Regions from separate parts of the Homo sapiens genome. Here region 2 is linked to region 1. The links are chromatin contacts, found by Hi-C or POLR2A ChIA-PET in ENCODE. All regions are on one chromosome and are shown on one strand. The core of a region is the stretch at or near the end of the contact, and the rest is flanking DNA. Distances in the headings are between cores, read along the strand shown.

Region 1 (5,861 bases), core at 1,334-3,833:
ACTTTGGGAGGCTGAGGCAAGAGGATGACTGCTTGAAGCCAGGAGTCTGAGACCAACCAGGGCAACATGGCGAGACTCTTGTCTCCATGAAAAATAATTTTTAGCCGGGTGTGGTGGTGCGTGCCTGTAGTCCCAGCTACTCGGAAGCTGAGTGGGAGGACCTTGAGCCCTGGATGTCAAGGCTGCAGTGAGCAGTGAGACTGCACCACTGCACTCCAGCCTGGGTGTCAGAGTGAGACCTTCTCTGAAAGAAAGAAAGACGAGAAAGAGAGAATGAATGAAAGAAAGAAAGAAAAAGAAAGAAAGAGAAAGAAAGAAAGGAAAGAAAGGAAGGAAGGAAGGAAGGAAGGAAGGAAGGAAGGAAGGAAGAAAGAAAGAAAGAAAGAAAAAGAAAGAAAGAAAGGAAGGAAGGAAGGAAGGAAGGAAGGAAGGAAGGAAGGAAGGAAGAAAGAGAAAGCAAGCAAGCCTCTGGCTGACATTTAAACCTCAGGGCACTCACATTTCTTTGCTTCTAGAAATGATGGTTCCCACTTGAGCTTGCAAGCTCTTTTATTTAAGAAACTTGGAGGCCGGGCGCGGTGGCACGCCTGTAATCCCAGCGCTTTGGGAGGCCGAGGTGGGCAGATCACAAGGTCAAGAGATCGAGACCATCCTGGCCAACATGGTCTCTACTAAAAATACAAAAATTAGCTGGGTGTGGTGGTGCACGCCTGTAGTCCCAGCCACTCAGGAGGCTGAGGCAGGATAATTGCTTGAACCTGGGAGGCGGAGGCTGCAGTGAGCTGAGATCGCGCCACTGCACTCCAGCCTGGCGACAGAGCAAGACTCTGTCTCAAAAAAAAAAGAAAAAAAAAAAGAAAAAGAAACTTCGAAAGACTTATTACTCGCAAAGCTTTCCCCAACTCAGTTTATGTAAACTGAGAAACTGAGTTCATGGCAGAATTGTTCTCTAATTCTTGATTAATTCAGGGACGACTCAAACTCTGAGTGAATAACTAGATCATTCAATGAGCCGAACCAAGAGCTACAAGTAACAGCCCGTCCTGGCCACTCAGGACTCCTATTAAAACAGCACCCTGGCCATCTAAAGAGTTCACACAGGAGAGATGTCAGGGAAAATCTGAGGAAACTTTGACACCCATAATTTAAATAACAATACATCTTTCCAATGACCCATTGCAGCACACCTGAAAATTTCCCTGAAACTTCCCTGAAAACAGGGAAGACTTGGTATTTCTTAAATTCTGCAGTTCTCAAAAGGATAAAGGTCACTTCTCAGATACCCTGGTCACTCCATGCCCCATCCTATAACCATCCCCCTTTATATACAGGCAGGGGACAAAATAAAGGTCGGCAAACGCTCTGCCTTAGTTGAAAAGCAGGCTGTTGATAGCCCTGGGAGAGAAATGAAAGAAAAAGTAGCTGATGGCCCCATGTTTCTAAAACTCCAAGTTCTATCTAAACTTTGGAGTCGTCAAAAAGTATTTGAACCCTTTCCCAGAAGTGAGCAATACCCAGGGCAGATGAAACTGGTGAGTCCGCCCATTCTTTCTTCAACGTCTGTTAATAAGAGCTGGGACGGTGGCAGGGGACATCCCCCACAACATAGAAGGCTGGAACTGAATTCTCAGATCCCCTGATAGGTCACCCATCCTCCTCCGTGAACAGCGACACACTGGTTCGGTCGGTCCAAAAAGAGAGAACAGGCCTAAAGCCCCAAATCTGCAAGTCGGCGGCCGAATAGCTGTCCCAGTAGTGTGAAGCTAAGTACCCTACTAGAAAGCAGTCTCTGTCCAGCGGCGGATTGCCCCACCACACCGCTGAGCCCCCGGCCCGTATCTGGTCAATTTCCTCTTTTCATTTTCCGCTCACTCCTCCCCCACCAAGTAGGTTCTGATTTATTTCTCCATTCCGCAGAGCGTCCCCAGCTCCAGTCCTCAGTGGCATCCCTAAATCCTGCCAGGGGCTGGTACTGTGAAGTTTCTCCCTTTTCCCTCTGGCTGTGCGAAGCCCCCAACTCCCCAGGAGCGCCGCCGGCCCTCAGCCCGCGGCGGCGGTCCCCACCCCCGCACTCACCCCCTGAGGGTCCTTGACGAAGTAGCTTCCGCTGGAGCCCTGGTAGATGCGCTCGGGAAAGATGCAGCGCTCGATGGCCAGCTCGGCCTGCCGCACCACCGCCTCGAACTCAGGATCCTCCGGGAACTCGTTCCGCTCGCGGTGGGCCTGAGCGGCGTGGGCTGCCGCCGCGGCCTGAGCGGCCAGAGCCTGGGCCTGCGCCGCCACGGTTTGGGTCTGGCCCTGGGCCGCCGCGCCCCGGGCCCGATCCAACAGTGGCTGCCGCTCGCGGTCGTGGCCCGGCGAGCCCGGCGGAGAGGGGCCCGAGCCGGCCGCCGCCGCCACTCGGACCGCGCCCCCGGGCACCTGCGGAAAGTGAGCGCCCGAGCCCGACGGGAAGGTGTAGTCCGGGGGTTGGGCCCGCTCGGGGGACACTAGTGGGCTCGTCTCGTCCATCCCTCAGACAGCCGGCTCCGGGACCCGGCGCGCTCCACACCACTGCGCTCGCGGCCGCGACCAATCCGTGACATCCCCCAGGCCCCGGCCGGCCAACCAGGTCGCGACGCCTCCTTGGCCCCGCCTCTAACCTGCCCTGTTTACTTGGCTACGAATAGGCACGGCCCCTCGCGCGCGAACAGTAGCCAATCAGAACCTGCTCCTACGCAATCGCTGCCTCCGCATTTTTCTCCCCGTCACCTTCTGTGAAGACTGCGCATGCTCCAGGACCCAACCTTGGGTCAGGCACGCCCCCTGCCCCTACTATACCAGCGCCACGCTTAGCTTCCAATTGGCTTACTGGACTTGGGCGCTTTCAAAACAGCAACTATCCTGTCAGTCACTCATTGAGTGCCTACTCTGAACCGGCTGTGAGATTGGAGGAATCTCATCTATGTATCCTCATTCATTCAGTCAGGCACTCATTCATTTATTGAGCACGTACTATGTTCTAAGTGCTAGGGAGACAGCAGTGAAGCAAAGAAACAAAGCTGCTGCTCTACCTCGATGAAACGTTTTTTTTGGGGCGGGGGGTTTGTTTTTTGGGTTTGTTTTTTTTTTTTTTTTGAGACAGAGTGATCAGTCTCCAAAAAAAAAACGACAGAGGTCAAGTGATCTGCCCACCTCGACCTCCCAAAGTGCTGGGATTACAGGTGTGAGCCACTGCGCTTGGCCTGGAAGTAGGTTTTTAAAGGAAAAGAGGCAGTTCCTAACTTGTTTACCAAGAATTTACATTAAAATAACAAGTTATAGATTGGCTATACATTGTACTTTGTATCCCAAATTCGTATCTCAGTTGACCTAACATACTTCCAATGTAGATGTAACAATGTCAGGTTACACTTCAAGTTCGCAGGAACTTGAAGGTAATGGGTGAAGTAGCCAGTCAGGATAAAATGTCTTAACAATTGCCTCCAGGTTTTCCTAGGAAGCCCTGAAGATTTCTTTTTAAAATATTATTATTATTTTTTTAGAGTTAGGTTATCTCTATGTTGCCTGGGCTGGTCTTGAACTCCTGGCCTCAGGCGATCCTCCTCCCTCAGTCTCCCAGAGTGCTGGGGGATTACAGGTGTGAACCACCCACAGTGCAGCCAAAAAATAAAAAATTTTTAAAAGAAAAAAACCCGCCAGGCACAGTGGCTCACGCCTGTAATCCCAGCACTTTGGGAGGCTGAGGCAGGCGGATCACCTGAGGTCGGGAGTTCAAGACCAGCCTGACCAACATGAAGAAACCCTGTCTCTACTAAAAATACAAAATTAGCCGGGCATGGTGGCACATGCCTATAATCTCAGCTACTCGGGAAGCTGAGGCAGGAGAATCGCTTGAACCCAGGAGGCAGAGGTTGCAGTGAGAAACTCTGTCAAGAAAGAAAGAAAAAGAGAGAAAGAGAAAGAAAGAAAGGGAGAGGGAGAGGGGCAGGAAGAAATAAAGAAAAGAAAGGGAAGGAAAGAAAGGAAAGAAAGAAAGAAAGAAACCATTGCCCCAGAGTGTGGGTGTGGAAGGCATGACTGAAGTCCCATACTCATGTCTTTGAGCCAATAGACTGTGCATACATCACACAGAGCTCAGACTGCTCTAAGCTATCTTTCCTTCTCAACCTTATAGGAATTCAAGGCCAGCCTGGGCAACATAGCAAGACTCCATCTATTTTTTAAAAATTAATTTTTTTAAGGAGTTCCTAGGAAAACCCAGGGGCAATTGTTAAGACATTTTATTCCTGACTCGCTGCCTCACCCATTATCTTCAAGTTCCTGTGAAGATACAAACTTGTGATACAAAGAATAATACATAGCCAATTAATATCTTACACTGTGCCTGGCCCAGCTGCTCAATGCTTATTTGTTAATTGAAGAAAAATATGGTCCCATGAGCCTAAGAAGTTCTTACCACGAGGTAAGAGTCCATTGCTTTTACTCACACTGTTAAATCTCAGTGTCTAGACACAGTAGGTGCTCAGTACATTATTATTCATGAGAAAGGGAAGGAAGATAGAGTCCCTGCCCTCAAGCTGAAGGCATGTGGCTTTCTGAGGCAGTAGGAGAAAAAAAAGCAAAATGAGCTCAAAACTCCGTAACAGTTCACCAATTAACTGAGGCAGGCTGCAGGCTCAGCAAAGGCTTTATTTTTTTTCTAATTTTTTTTTTCAACCAGAATGCTCAAGGATCAAGCAAAGGCTTTAAGTGGGTCATGTGCTATGAGCTGAGTCTTAAAGAAAGAGTAATTAGATTGCTGGAAAAAAAGGAGACAGGAAAAAAATGTTACACCAAGCAGGAGTTACCTGAGTAAAAGAGGAAGGCTAGGGCATATAGGGAACAGAGAGCAACCTTCTTGATTCGAGGGGAAGCAGAGTTAAACTGGGTTACCAAGGGCCTGGAAAGTAGAACAGAACGAGACCAGCCTGGGCAACATGGTGAAACCCCGTCTCTACTAAAAATACAAAAATTAGCCGGGCTTGGTGGCACATGCCTGTAATCCCAGCTACTTGGGAGGCTGAGGCAGGAGAATTGCTTGAACCTGGGAGAAGGAGGTTGCAGTGAGCAGAGATTGTGCCACTGCACTCCAGCCTGGAACAACAAGAGCGAAACTCCATCTGAAAAAATAATAATAATAATAAATTCATGGAATACTGTTTCAGTTAAAATTTATACAAACAAGCCAGGTACGATGGCTCACGCCTATAATCCTAGCACTCTGGGAGGCTGAGGCGGGTGGATCACCTGAGGTCAGGAGTTCAAGACCAGCCTGGCCAACATGGCGAAACCCTGTCTCTACTAAAAATACAAAAAAAAAAAAAAAATTAGCTGGGCTTGGTGGCACACGCCTATGATCCCAGCTATTTGGGAGGCTGAGGTGTGAGAATCGCTTGAACCTGGGAGGTGGAGGTTGCAGTGAGCTGAGATCGTACCCCTGCACTCCAGCCTAGGCGACAGAACAAGAATCCGTCTCAAAAAAAAATGTATGCAAACACTACCTTCAAAAGTGTAGAATGTACATCCAGGCTTGGTGGCTCACACCTGTAATCCTAGGGGAGACCAAGGCGGGTGGATCACAAGGTCAGGAGTTTGAGACCAGCCTGTCCAACATGGTGAAACCTCGTCTCTACTACAAAAAATTAGCCAGGCATGGTGGCAGGCGCCTGTAATCCCAGGTACTACGGAGGCTGGGGCAGGCGAGTCGCTTGAACCTGGGAGGTGGAGGTTGCAGTGAGCTGAGATCGTGCCATTGCACTCCAGCCTAGGCAACAGGGCCAGACTCCGTTTCAAAAAAAAAGTGTAAAATGTAATGGTTGGAAGCATGGGCTTGGAAATCA
Region 2 (5,317 bases), core at 1,548-4,047, 2.1 Mb before region 1:
TCCCAGGCTCAAGCAATTCTTGTGCCTCAGCCTCCTCAGTAGCTGGGACTACAGGTATGTGCCACAACACCTGGTTAATTTTGTATTTTTTGTAGAGATGGGGTTTCGCCATGTTGCCCATGCTGGTCTCAAACTCCTGCACTCAAGCGATCTGCCAGCCTCGGCCTCCCAAAGTGCTGGGATTATAGGCATGAGCCACCACGTCTGGCCTCCTAAGTAAGGTCTTTATGTGAGAAATCTTTATCATCACCCACACCAAGCACAGTATCTACCATGGTACACAATAATCAAATATTTACTAAAAGCTGAATAATTACAACAAAATTAATGTATTTATATTACAAAGTGTGATGTAAACAGAGTTTTGAGTTTTTTTCCGGGAGCACATAATTTAAAAAAATGAACGAAACAATGCACACTTCATGTAATGACACTTACTAGAATGTTCCTCACATACTGGTAATGGTCACTTCTGGTGGGGTGTGATTTGAAATTATTTTTATTTTCTTCTTTTTACTTTTCTTTATTGCTTTATTTTTTCTACCCAATATTGCTTTTATAATTTAAAAAAGCAATTTTTACTTTGAAAAACAAATAAAACAAAAACCTATCATCTGCTAACATCAAACTGCAATTGCCTTACTTATTTAAGACTATCAGTCCCTGTCCGGCGCGGTGGCTCACGCCTGTAATCCCAGTACTTTGGGAGGCCAAGGTGGGCGGATCTGAGGTCAGGATTTTGAGACCAGCCTGGCCAACATGGCGAAACCCCATCTCTACTAAAAGTATATAAATTAGCCGGGCGTGGTGGCGGGCGCCTGTAATCCCAGCTATTCAGGAGGCTGAGGCAGGAGAATTGCTTGAACCTGGGAGGTGGAGGTTGCAGTGAGCTGAGATCAGGCCACTGCACTCCAGCCTGGGCGACAAGAGCCAGACTCCGTCTCAAAAAAAAAAAAAAAAAAAAAATACTATCAGTCCCAAACTGTGAAAGGGTTAAGTGTCAATCTATGCTCTTAACCAACAGCTCTGCATTATTAACTCCATGAGTTTCCTGGTAGCTACCAGACCAGCTGTCAGATCAGTGGCACTGGCCGATGCTGATGCTGCCGGGGGACTATTTGCCTCACACAAGAAAGGACCCTAGGCAGGAGAAGATGGAGAGATGTATAAAAAAGGCTATGACAGAAGGCAGAGCAAGGCAGTTGTCCCAAGCAACAAAGTTATAGGATCAAAGGAGAAGCAGCAGCAGTTCTCAAAGTGTAGTAGTCCAGAGAGCTTTGGGAGCCTCTGAGACTTTTCAGAGTCTGCAGGGCTACAACCGTTTTCTTAATAATTCTAACACTTTATTTGACTTTTTCACTTTAATTCTCTCACAAGTGAGAGGCGTTTTCTTTTTTGAGGCAGAGTCTCACTCTGTCACCCAAGATGGAGTGCATTGGCGCGATCTCGGCTTACTGCAACCTCCGTGAAGAGGCGTTTTCAAGAGGCTACTTGACATGTTAGACTGAATGAAGCAGCGGGCATGAGAATCCAGCTGTCTTCCATTAAGATATACTGAAGAAACTTGCAAAAATATATTTCCACTCTTTTGCTTTTTTTGTTGTTGTTGTTTAGGAATATTTCTTTTTCAAAAAAATATTATGTCAATATGTAATGGGTTTACTATGGTTATTTTCTAATCAATATTTTAAAATTTTGTTTTAATTTTATTTTTATTTTTTTGAGACGGAGTCTCGCTCTGTCGCCCAGGGTGGAGTGCAGTGGCGCGATCTCGGCTTACTGCAACCTCCGCCTCCCGGGTTCAAGTGATTCTCCTGCCTCAGCCTCCCGAGTAACTGGTATTACAGGCGCCTGCCACCATGCCCAGCTAATTTTTGTATTTTTAGTAGAGACGGGGTTTCACCATGCTGGCCAGGCTGGTCTCGAACTCCTGAGCTCAGATGATCTGTCCCCCTCGGCCTCCCAAAAAAAAATTTGTTTTAATTTCTAATACAGTCAAAATAGATAGATGTAATCCACATAAAGAAAAAATCTTTGAGGATTCTTGATAACTTTTAGGAAGGTTCCTCTTCACGGAGGAAGAGGGACTTGCCAAATTCTCTGGCACCTGCCATGCCATGCTACCCTGGCACTCAGGAAGAACTCGGGTCTTGGAGCAGCCACAAGCTCGGCCACTTGGTAGCTGCGTGACTTTGGGGACCAAGCCCCGTCCCCGCCGTGGCAGCTACAGGTAACTGCAGGTTAGGAACTGGGCTCCGCGCTCGACAATTAACTATCCCAGCGGAGTACTGGCTGCTGGTGCGGGCGGTACTGGCATCCTCGTGTGGCGACGGAAAAAACGTGAAGCTGAAGTTAACCAACTTGCACAAGGTCGCAGGGCCGTTATGAGGGGACCCCGGGACTCGAACCTTGGCTCCACAGCTGAGCCATTCTCGCTACCTGCCCCTCGTCACGCCCTCCGTTTCCACACCTTTAACGCCTCAAAGATAGAAGGTGCCGCCCAAGGGGCTGGAAGGAGCTGAGGAAACGACTCCAGAAGAAATCACCACTGACTACGACTCCCGCCGGCCCGCCCCGGGGAGCCTTCGGCCGACCGTCCCCTCCCCCGCCACCTTCCGCACCGGCCTTCCCGGACGGTATCCGCGCTCGTTTTCGCTCAGAGGAGGCCCCCTGCCTTTTCATGCTCCACGCGTTCCTCCCTCGTGCGCCTGCAGTTTCCACTTGGAATTTGGGCTCCGGCGCGCACCAGCTAAGAAGCGCGTCAACAGCTGCGCGCGCCCGTGCGCGCGTCCCCGACACCTACGCCCCAGCAGCCCCCGCGAAAGCGGAGTCGCAACGCAGGCGCACTTCTGTTCGCTCCGGTCCCCAGAGAAGGCGGGGCTCCCGCTGCCCGACCCGGAAGTGCTTCTCTTTTCCTTGGCGGAGGAGGGAGACCACAGAGCCCTGGGTTGTGGAAGAGGTGGCTGTTCCCTGTCATCAGTATGCAGCGATTGCTCTTTCCGCCGTTGAGGGCCTTGAAGGGGAGGCAGTATCTGCCGCTCCTGGCTCCTAGGGCAGCGCCTAGAGCACAGGTACCGCACTGCAGCGGACTCCGAGTCGCGGGAGCGGGGATGGAGTGAAAGGGCCGGGATAAAGATAATGTAGAGCCCCACATCACGTTTCCGGAGCTCCTTACAGTGCACTCACAACGCATAGGTTCAGATCAGAGCCCCTAGGTTCAGATCTGGAACATTGACCTGCTGTGTGGTATTGGCCAAGTTAATTAAACTTTCTGTTCTTCAGTTTCCTTATCTGTAAAATGGGGATAACAATACCTACTTTAAGGTTTGTTATGAGGATTACATTCTTTAATATACATCAGGCCTTTAGCACATGGTAAAAGCTGAGTAATTTTTACCCATATAGTTTATTTTTGCTTAAAAAGTTCCAAGTAGTCAGATGAGGAAGTATTACTGCATCCTACAGAGAAGGAAATTGAGGCTTAAAGTTACTTTTCTAAAGGTGACTCAGTTAATCAGAAATAGGAAACCGAGCATGGATCTTTGGACTCACAGGGATATAGTAAGAAGAGGGCATGCATTTGCTTAACTAGTAATTATTGAGTGGTTATTATATATTAGGAACTGGAAAAAGAAAGATAAATATTACAAGACTCCTGCCCTGGAGGAAGTCAGTTTATTCATTTGCGAAATCCTTATCATGGTCTCATTATATAAAGGAACAGTGTTAGAAACAAAGCTAGCAGAAGGGAGAGAGCAAGACTGACCGGACACTGCCACCCCAAAGCTCATAGTTTAGTGGGAGATACAAACAGATGAACCTGAAGGTAGAGTGATGTGCTGCATAACAACATTTTGGTCAACAACAGGCCACAGATACAGTCATGGTCCCATAAGATTATAATGGAGCTGCCTTTCCAAGTGTACCTTTTTTTTAAAAAAAAATCTTTTTCTCTAAATTTCTTTTTTAGAGACAGCGTTTTACTTTGTCACCCAGGCTGGAGTGCTGTGGCATGATTATAACTCACTGCAGCCTCCAGCTTGGAAATCCTGGCCTCAAGCATCCTCTTACCTCAGTCACTTAAGTAGCTAAGACTACAAGTGTGTGCCACTGTGCCTAATTTTTGAAAAAATAGAGATAGGGGGTCTCGCTACATTGCCCAGGCTGGTCTCGAACTACTGGCCTCAAGTGATCCTCTCACCTTGGCCTCCCAAAGCCTTGGGATTATAGGCTTGAGCCGTTGCACCTGGCCCCATTTTTAAATCTTTTATACCATATTTTTACTGTAATTTTTCTATGTTTAGATAAACAAATACCATTGTGTTACAGTATTCGGTACATAATATGCCATACAGATTTATAGCCTAAGAGCAATAAGTCATACCATATAGCTCAGGGGTGTAGTAGGCGATACCATCTAGATTTCTGTAAGTACTTTTTTTTTTGAGAGATGGAGTCTCACTTCATCGCCTAGGCTGGAGTGCAGTGGTGAGACCTTGGCTCACTGCAACCTCTGCCTCCCAGGTTCAAGTGATCCTGCCACCTCAGCCTCTCAAATAGCTGGGATTACAAGCATACACCACCATGCCCAGCTAATTTTTGTATTTTTGGTAAAGATGGGGTTTCACCATTTTGGCCAGGCTGGTCTTGAATTCCTGACCCAAGTGATCTCCCTGCCTCTGCCTCCCAAAGTGCTGGGATTACAGGTGTGAATCACTACACCCAGCCTTTAGATTTGTGTAAGTACATTCTATGAGGTTCACACAATGATGAAATTGCTTAAGAATGCATTTCACAGAACATGTGCCCCTGTTGTTAAGTGATGCTTGACTGTACATTACAGTGTATTAAGGGCTTTCCAGTGTGCTGTGGGAGTGACCTATTGCAGACCTTGAAGAGCCTGGGAATACATCCCAGAGGAGGTGACATGTAAGCGGAGATCTGCAGTAGGTATTATTAATCAGGGGAAAGGAAGTGTACAAGCCAGAGAGAAATGTTGAAAGACCTAGAGGTGAAAGAAAATATTCCATATCTGTAAGTAGAGTGAAGTCTGAGGGAAGTATTCAGAGATGAGAAGATTCATGTAGTTGGGGATAGGTTTGAGTGAGGCTAGATTTGAAAACCAATTGGAAAACCAGTTGGAAGGCTGATGCAGTAATCCAGATAAGAGATGATGACTTAACAAGACATGGCTGTGGGGATGCTATGGTACTTCGCGCTAATCAGAATGGGGTTGAGTGTGGGTAGCAGCCATTCCCTGTTTCTCCAGTTGTAATTTGTCTATCTTGATCTTTAGTGTGATTGCATCAGGCGCCCT

Evidence for each region. Hi-C counts contacts between places; a loop is a spot of excess contacts on that map. ChIA-PET counts read pairs that join two places held with the same protein, here RNA polymerase II (POLR2A). Pooled maps may share reads with other maps.
Region 2: a loop to region 1 is called in a pooled map, with 19 times the contacts of the local background. The contact joins the promoter of CUTC here to the promoter of PI4K2A in region 1. A Hi-C loop is called at or near these places in 1 of 168 maps with a recorded cell type or tissue (vagina), 1 of 37 single-sample maps with no recorded cell type and 8 of 50 pooled maps. POLR2A ChIA-PET finds 5 or more read pairs at or near these places in 1 of 52 experiments (K562).

The regions. Positions count from the first base shown.
Region 1 is chr10:97,637,393-97,643,253 of GRCh38, reverse strand. PI4K2A (phosphatidylinositol 4-kinase type 2 alpha) reads right to left here and starts at 2,583. Exons shown (of 9, transcript NM_018425.4): 1 at 2,077-2,583. The coding sequence starts at 2,511. RefSeq lists silencers at 2,264-2,493, 3,658-3,841.
Region 2 is chr10:99,729,714-99,735,030 of GRCh38, reverse strand. CUTC (cutC copper transporter) reads right to left here and starts at 2,797. Exons shown (of 9, transcript NM_015960.3): 1 at 2,622-2,797. The coding sequence starts at 2,682. COX15 (cytochrome c oxidase assembly factor COX15) reads left to right here and starts at 2,904. Exons shown (of 9, transcript NM_078470.6): 1 at 2,904-3,071; 2 at 5,297-5,317. The coding sequence starts at 2,982. RefSeq lists an enhancer at 2,983-3,202.